Linked DNA regions of Homo sapiens: region 2 is linked to region 1. A link is a contact called in ENCODE Hi-C or POLR2A ChIA-PET data. All regions are on one chromosome and are shown on one strand. Each heading gives the region's core, a stretch centred on a gene start or an enhancer-like site at or near the end of the contact. The rest is flanking DNA. Distances are from core to core; before and after follow the strand shown.

What was found. Hi-C counts contacts between places; a loop is a spot of excess contacts on that map. ChIA-PET counts read pairs that join two places held with the same protein, here RNA polymerase II (POLR2A). Pooled maps may share reads with other maps.
Region 2: a loop to region 1 is called in a map of PC-9, with 7 times the contacts of the local background. The contact joins two enhancer-like sites. A Hi-C loop is called at or near these places in 2 of 168 maps with a recorded cell type or tissue (PC-9 and endothelial cell of umbilical vein) and 3 of 50 pooled maps. POLR2A ChIA-PET finds 5 or more read pairs at or near these places in 2 of 52 experiments (MCF 10A and PC-9).

What each region holds. Positions count from the first base shown.
Region 1 is chr5:57,839,679-57,844,162 of GRCh38, reverse strand. No RefSeq gene overlaps it. Among named protein-coding and RNA genes, the nearest start is that of LINC02225, 57 kb to the left of the region's middle. Within about 2 kb of position 2,407, at least 7 of the 41 ENCODE cell types and tissues checked have a DNase peak (open chromatin) inside an H3K27ac peak, as active enhancers do; they include PC-9, where a contact is called at or near this core.
Region 2 is chr5:57,497,765-57,502,248 of GRCh38, reverse strand. The region is part of intron 3 of RMEL3 (enriched in melanoma 3); the gene reads right to left. Among named protein-coding and RNA genes, the nearest start is that of ACTBL2, 17 kb to the right of the region's middle. Within about 2 kb of position 2,647, at least 3 of the 41 ENCODE cell types and tissues checked have a DNase peak (open chromatin) inside an H3K27ac peak, as active enhancers do; they include PC-9, where a contact is called at or near this core.

The DNA.
Region 1 (4,484 bases), core at 1,158-3,657:
GTGCTTGATTTCCACAGGAACCATTCATGGTCTAGGTCTCCCAGGCTTCAGACTGGCAGCTTCCACAGAATGAGCGAAACCCTGCAGGACAGGGCCAAATCTGATGGCCCAGGTATCAGTACTGGATTAAGAATACACCACTTAAAGATCCAAAGGAGCAAAGTTGTTAAGATACTATTTTATTGGGTGGAATCAGGACAAGGGCTACCAGTTTCTACTGAACAGGAAAAGGGCAAGGAAATGATGCTGAGTACATTGATATACAGGTTAAAGAGGATGGTGTTGCAAAAATGTATGATCTGCGTGGCCTGACCAGGTAAGAGGCCAAGAAACAAATGGGCACAGATGCCCTGTGAGATGCTGAAGATGCTGCCGTGCTGCCTGCCTGAGTAGCAGAGAGAACGTGCCAAAGAGGAGTTGCCTTTTCTAGAGAACTGTTTAGTTTGCAACTAATACATGCTTAATGGGGGTTGATCAGTCTAGCAGATATTTTCTTTTCGTTTCTTTTTTGATTAAGTAAATTTTTAATTTCAGAAGAGTTTTAGATTTACAGAAAAGTTACAAAGATATTATAATACAGAGAACCCCTGTGTATTCCTTACCCATTTTCCCCTGTTGTTAACATCTTACAATTGTATATTTGTCACAACTGAGAAACCGATATTGATGCATTATGCCTCACTTTATGTGAATTGCACTAGCGTTTCCTTCATAGCCATTTTTTCCCAGGATCCCACTACTTTACATTTAGAGGCATTTTATGTTTATTTTCAATCTACCTTAATTTTTAAAGAGAAAAATATTTGCTCACATTTATTAAAGGAGTACTCAAATAAATCCCCAAAATGTATTAATATTATTTTAAACTGTAGTACACTTTCTCCAGGCAGATCAAGCTAAATTCTCTTGTGTATAAGAGTGTACTTAGAGTGCACAGAGGCGCAGTAGCCAAACCACATGGTTCAAATCACAGTGCACCGCTTTCTATCTGGGCAGCCTTGGAAAAATACTTAAGTATTTAATCCCTCTGGGCTTTAATTTTCACATCTATAAAATGGAAAGTGATAGTACATTACCTCATGGATGTGATATGTACATTAAAATTAATAATACATATAAATCACTGAGAAGAGTGCCTGGGTACATAGTGAGCATGGAATTAACCTTAGTTGTTATTACTGTTACTATCGCTATTTGATTCCAGAGTATCCTATGTATTTCTTTTCTTGACACTCATCACACTTTTAAGTATGTCTCATATTTGTCTTCACTTCCAGATGGCAATTTTCATGAGTTCAAAGACATTCCTACCCAACTCATAGTGGATGTTCGGGAAACAGTCTCTTAATTGTCCATCCTGACTGCAGAGCCATCAAACAATGACATGCAATGTGAAAGCTTGAAGGAAGAGAAAGTGAATGAGGTGAAGATAGACAGACAAGCAGATAAATGGGATATAGAGACACAGAAATATAGTCAGGGAAGTACAAAGGTCAAATGAGAACAATTTTTTAAATTGCAAAATAAAAACTATATTTATATGTACAACATGATGTTTTGAAATACGTATATATTGTGGAATGGCTATATCAAGCTAATCAACATATGCATTACCTCACATACCTATCATTTTTTTGTGGTGAACACACTTCAAATTGATTCTCTTATTAATTTTTAAGTATGTAAAACATTGTTATTAACTATAGTCTTTATGCTGTAGATCTCTTGAGTTCATTCTCTTTAAATTTTGTTTCCCAGCCATTGATATATGACACTCTGTCTCCACTCTTAAACTCATTTTCTCTTCGTGTGTTACATAAAACTGAAAGGGAATGTATTTTTCTGAAATTAACAATTTAAAAGTTCAGCAGGAGGACACTGCCCTTTCAAGCACTGGTAATGAAGAATGGCAGAAAGAATTCTGGATGGAATTCTCAGCTACAGCTTTCTGGTAAAACTGGCATTAGTGATGCACAGGAGATGAACACGTATTATATTGAAATGGCATCAATATTCCAGTTTCTTGCCAAATGCCTTGAATAGCTGATTGTGCTTCATGTACAAATGTACACTTGGGCTCTGTGAATCCCAGGCACAGATGTCTGTAAAGCCACATGTATTTCTGCCATAAAGTCCACTTTAAAATGTGCTCCACTCTTATCCAGACCTCCAGTCAAGGAAGTTGTTAAATCCATTTTTTTTCTTTTTTCCTGTACTTTGTTTTTGCCTTTGAAATATTGCTAAGCAGTTGTCCCACAGGGTGGAGGTGGAATTAGCAGCTGCAGCATTTCTTGTGCCACCGTCATCTCTTTGGTATGTGGCTTCCTTTCACTCTCATGCTGGGGAAGATCCCACCCATCCTTTGCATTCCTCCTGAGCAAGTTGTGTCAAGGAAAGTCGAGAGAGGAAGCGATTCCCATCCTATGGGTGTCATCAAATAGGAAGGTTTTAATTAGTTTCTCAGGATGTTCTCAGTTTCTGCACTGAGCAGCCCTTCCCTTCTTTGGCATTAAAGCACTTGGATTCTTCAAGAAACACACAATTTTGCTCTGTTAGGCACTAAACTCTGTGTATTCAAATGTAATAAGGAGTCATGAAGCCTGTCTTTCCTAGCACTTACCATGGTTGTAATCTTACATTTATTTGTATAATTAGTTGAGCCATGACTGTCTCTTCACTATGCTCAGGATTCTAGGAAGGCAGTGACATGTCTAATTTTGCAATCCATTGTATCTGCAGGCACTCAATAAATGGTTTCAAGATAAAATAACGAACATATGATTGAAAAAACTTCTCCTACAGCAAACAAAATAGAACCTGATGCATAAGTGACCCTTAGAGATTGCTTCTGCCTGACGTTCCTAGAAGAAGAAATGATGATCATATAGTATTTTCTGTGTACCAGACACTATTCTAAGTGCATCACATTGATTTTATCTATTAACCTTCATAAAACACTATGACCTAGATTCCACCATTATCCCCATTTTACAGATAAGAAATATAAGACATGAAGGGAGAGGTTTAGTGAAATAGCTCAACATCACATGGCAAGAAGGTAAAGGGAGACCCTGGAGTGGAGCACGGTCCAATTGGCTATAGAGACTGTTCCCCAATCCACGATGTGATTCTGCCTTCTGGGATGCAAATGGAGATAGTGCTTTGGATTCACAGAGTGTAAGTGGCATGAGTGATAGTAGTCCTAGCTAGCCATGAAAAAAAAAAAAACCTCAAGTCTGGACAGATGTAGATATGATCATAAACCATATTTGAATATTTGACAGAGAGATACAGACATACACTTCATATGTAACAAGATCAAGGACTATGTATTATCAGTGGAAAAAAAATACAGGCAAAAATTCTCTCTTGAATGTCTTTAAAGTCAAATATACTCATAGACATGTATTGAAAAATCTTACTCTTTTTTTCTAAAATATCACCTTAAGGGTTGTTGTCATTTGAGAATTCATATTATTGCCCACTCCTCTCCAGTTACTTCATGGAATACTGTCAAATTCCAACTGGCTGAAGAATAGAGGTTTTATCCCTTAAAATAAGATTTCGGTATGAAGAAATGTTCCTACAGAACTGAAAGACGTGTAGTTCATGCCAAGTGGCATTTCAGACACAAAGAAATGGGTAGGAAAACATTTCTCTTTTCTCTGAATTCCCATTGCACATTGGGCCATTTTTCTTTTTCTTGACATTTAATGTATTGTATTCTTACATCTGTGCACAAGTTTTACCTCCCCACAAAAACTATAAACTCTTTAAAACGGGAACTGTGCCTTACAGTAAAAGGCAGTGTGCTGGAAAGAAACTAACAAGACTTTTATTAGCAAGTGGAATCATCACTTACTATTTGCACAACCTTGGGCAAGTTAACTTCTCCTAGTCTTGATTTATTCCTCTATAAAAAAAAGATTCATAACGGTATATAGTATTATTAGCTAGAATTTCAAAAGAGTATTTGGGACTTGGATTAAATGTGGAAGATTGAAACATATGTGCTTTACTCCAGTAACACATTAAAATTTCAGTAAATAAATTAAAACTTTTTAAACCCTAGGGCAAAGAAAGCAAAGGAAAAGATAAAAGAGAAAACAAGATTATATATACATATATGGAAAGCAATGGACTGACTTGAAGTAACCAATTTGGCAAACATGGAGTCTCTGCAGTGAATGAAATCATGAAGAAGGCTTATTTGCACTTCAGAATCTCAGAGGGCTCAGGAGTTCAGGCAGGAGGTGCCTTGAAAGTAGGGTGTTGATGGTGATAAAAAGATGAGGGCCAACTGAAAATCTTTGTAAGGAGCAGTGAAAACCTTGGATCTCTTCCCTTCCTGCACAACAGAATGTCTACATGGCTTAACTGTGCATAATATTTATATAAACATAGCAATGTATAGGCTGAACAGTGATCTGATAAAAATTATAATGTTCATGATCTTAGGAAACAGAAGTGGAAGTGTGTGTTAG
Region 2 (4,484 bases), core at 1,398-3,897, 340 kb after region 1:
CATTTAAAAAAGGAAACTCCATCAAGTGTAGCAAGAAAAAGCTTGTACTCTTGCCCAGCCAACTTCATCCACTGACGACAGCACAGAAAAACATAAAAGCCCCTTGTTTCGCTGTCTTTGTTTCCCATGTTCTGAGGAAAATTGCACTGGAATTATGAACAGTTAGCAAATGGTATATAAACGACCAAAAGCCAAATGACAGCTCTATGAACAGACCCAGGCTGGCCCTGGCAAAGCCAGGCTGCTTGGGTTCTGGAACAAGAATTAAGGAATCAAGTTCCATTCCTGGCACTGTCCCCAGTTTGCTGTTAACCTTTTTTGCTGTCACCTCCTTTGCATCCACAGGGCTTTGTGACATGCACTGCAGTGCAAATGAGACACTATTTGATAAGATCTGAAAACCTCGGACAGAGGCCACAAAGCCAAGTCAATGCAGGGAGAGTTCCTCAGATGTGTCTCTCCCTGGGGCCCAGCTCTCTAAGGGATCTCTCGCTCTCTCTCTCTGGGGCTGTTGAGCTGCTTGATGAGATGTCAGCCTTTAACTCGACGGGAATCATGAGAGAAAAAAACAGATTGTAGAAAATATCTCATTTCCCAATGAGACAGAGATTCTTGACATAGCTTGACCCAGCAGTGTAGAAAAATTCAAGAGAAATGCATCAGTATCTTTAAAGAACAGACACATCCTGTACATCTGAGCTGGGCTTTCAATACTGTCCCTCCTCCAGGCTCACTCAATATTAAACCCTTTCATACCATGTGGCTCCTCCTGAGATTCCATCATAACTGTTTAGGCTCAGATGAGGACAACTCAAACCACTCTATTTGGACCTCATTTTCTGCCCTCTGTCCTTCCTCGCCAGAAAAAGCATTTGCTCTATTTTGTAGATCATATCTGTTCTAAAGGTGGGAACATGGTCCCTTCATAGCTGATGGAGTTCTCTGGATATATCTCCAAGACTGACTTGGTTGGTTTCCAGAAATTCCCTCCTTTCTCTAACACTTCCCAAAGAAGGAAGGATCCGTGAACTCACCTAACAAATTTGTTCAGATCTGCATCTGGTCTCACATCTGTTTCCTTCTCCACCCACTTCACTGGAATGCTCTCCGAGTGTGGGGAGTGTTTGGAACAAATCAGAAGAAAGTTCCTATTTAATAGAAGGTGGAGTGTTGGTTATTACACCTGGGTCCCATCGCCATCTCGGGTGCATCTAATTCCTCAGGAGTCCTGTTCTGACAGCATCCTCCAGGCCTGGTGCTCCCTTCTCAGAATTTACAATGGAAGATTGGGTGGAGGAGGGACTGGCTTTGGTTTTGTTTGTTTTTTGCAGAGAACCGAATCTCTCTCTTTGCTTTCAAATTGGCTTCACCTTCCTCACCAAGGAGAGGCCATTGGGCTGAGCACCTGTGATGATACTGCCCTGGCTCCTCCTCAGCTTACACCATAACTACTGCACCCCAGATTTAAGGCTCACAAGTTGGACCGAGTGATCTCCACAATCCTTCTATAATTCTTTGAGCCTTTTTCATAGACTAAAACAATTTTCAAGTATAACCCCCTTTTGCTTTTCTCCTTCCCATCATTCATATTCAGCCAGGCTAGTTAAAATCAAAAGGAATAAAAAGTAACAAAAGTATATATGTGTGGCTATTATTAATAGGAAGCTATAATTTGAAAACCTCAATCTTCTCATTTGGAGGTAAGATGTGCAACGTCTTTACATGTATCTTTGTCTTTTCAGCCTCATTTCTTTCTCCTCCAGAAAAAGTATCCCCCAAGCAAACAAATAAAAAAATAGAATATATTTAAATTATAAGTAGAGAGGCCGAGGTGAGCAGATCACTTGAGGTCAGGAGTTCGAGATCAGCCTGGTGAACATGGTGAAACCCTGTCTCTACTAAAAATACAAAAATTAGCTGGGCATGGTGGCAGGCACCTGTAATCCCAGCTGCTTGGGAGGCTGAGGCAGGAAAATTGCTTAAACCCAGGAGGCAGAGGTTGTAGTGAGCCAAGTTCGCACCACTACACTCCAGCCTGAGTGACAGAGCAGGACTCCATCTCAAAAAAAAAGAAAAAGAAAAGAAAAAGTGTAAGTAGATATGCTTTAATTTAACCATCCCTACAAAATTAAATGATAGTAATACAGGAGCTAATCTTTGGAGATAAGTAAAACAACCTAATTCAGTGGTTCTCAGCCAGGGCTGATTTTGCCCCCCGGGAAATATTTGGCAATATCTGGAGACATTTTTGGTTGTCATGACTGAGGTGGGGAGGGAAGAAGTACCACTGGAATCTAGTGGGTGGGTAAAAGCCAAGGATGCTGCTAAACATCTTTCAATGCACAGCTCCCTACCACAAAGAATTATGCAGCCCAAAACGTCAATCATGTCAATGCGAGAAACCCTGGTCTAGAGATACCAACAGACCTAGATATACAAAACCATTATTTTTCCATACAACAGAGAAAGTCATGTATTCTCATTAATAAATAGTAGACTCACTAAGCCAAGCAGTCACATAAATAGCACAGTAAAGGTACTATGTAAATTTGAAAGCCAAGACTAAACAGGCAGGACTTGCAGCTTTTCCATAGGTGTTTTTTTTGTTTGTTTGTTTGTTTTTACCAGTTAGGCTCTAAAGAATGTTGCTGCCATCTAGGGGATAGAAAGAGAATCCCAAAAGCACCGTGTTCCTAGCTCCAAGGGCACGAGGTCCAAGCCCTGCAGGCACACTACGCACTCATTTCCCACGTTCCTACACTGAAAAGAAAAAAAAATACTTTGAGTTTTGTGACAAGCAATTGTTTAAAATTAAAAATACATCTATGTGACTCAGAGTCTACAGTGCCTTCAGTTAATTTGTTTTCTCCATTTCACGTGTGTGGTATGAAACTGAAAGTCCAGGTTTCTGATAAAGATAACAGATGTTTGCTGCCTGCTTTTATTTTCATATTTAGTTAGGGTAGAAAGAGGAGGGTCAATCAGTGGCCTCAGAACTCTCTGATAGGACCTCTCTTTCCACACACGCTTTTCTTTGGGTCATAGCAAGACAACAATAAGCTCTAGGGAAATTATAAATCAATAGAACTCCTTGCCTTCTTAAAAAAAAATAGGAAACTTTAATAATTAAATCAACTCTAATTAAAGGAAAATCAAGAAGAACCAGGGTTCAGAAGACAGAGGTGTTCCACCAGCCAAACATGCTGTTATTCCTACACACACACACACACACAGAGAACCCATGCGGATAACAGAGCCAAAAGGACTTCTCTAAGAGCTTTGAGAAGAGCATAGAGAGGGATTTTGCACTTCCGTCCTGTAGTTTTTGGAGAAGCTGGCTCTTGGGCTGCAGGAGTATAGTGTACCAGAGTTATAGGCCCCCTTTCCATTCTTAGCGGTGGTCTTTCTCAAGCTTCTTCATGGCTGCATGGGCTGAACTTTGGTTATTTTTCATGCACCAGAGGTAGAAAGCTTCCAATTCCTTTAACACAAGGGTTCCAAAACATCTTAAAATGATGCAAAAACTTATTTTGATCTTCACAACATGCCTTTGAAATAGGTGTGAATTCTATTTCTGTGTTTTAGGCAAAGAAACTGTTGTTTAAAAAGACTAGGACATTTTATTCTGACTGGCCCATCAAGTCCTGCAGATCCCAGTCCAGTTCATCATTCAGTTTGCAGCTGCATAAAATCGGATGGCTCTTCCTCCTCACTGTTTTAATGGAGCATCCTTTCCCACTTCCCACCTCTACCCTTGCTGGGGTCCTGCAAATACTACTATCCAGACCTTATTTTATTCCAAGGGAAAATGTTGAGGGAACTACCATCAGAGCAAGAGAAGAGAAACCTGTGTTATCACTAAGACATGATTCCACAATTGGCCAAAAAGAAGAATTATCTGATAATCCATGTGACCTCTTTTATAGCCGTCAGACTACAAGTCAATGGATGGAGGATGGATGGATGGATGGATGGATGGATGGGTGGATGGAGAGAAATAGGCAAGGCATGAAATTTCCATTAGCATTCCAGCATTTCTATGAATTTCCTATAGCCCAATTCTCCTAAACAAAGAATCTCATGCAATATTACCTGAGAAAGCACTATCCTGAAGAAATGCAAGGTGTTATTTAAGATAGACACTGTTAGTAACATTTACATTATATTAAATATTAATGTTTTGGGGATACAAAAAATTGTCTATTTACCTACTTCATGGAGTTATTGTCAGAATTGAGTGAGATACAGCAAGAGAAAGCTCTTAAAAGTTCATAAGCAGCACTCTGCATATATAACATGTCACTGTTATTGTCAAATACAGTAAGATAAATTGTCACAAAGTCATTTTCCCAAAGGTGATGTCATGTCTCCATAGACATGGATGCTTATTTCTTCAAGGATCACATATTCTGAGCACCCACCCAATAAAAGCAAACATGACTTGATAGGTAGACAGGATAATTTAAAATTGGCACTACCCTCCA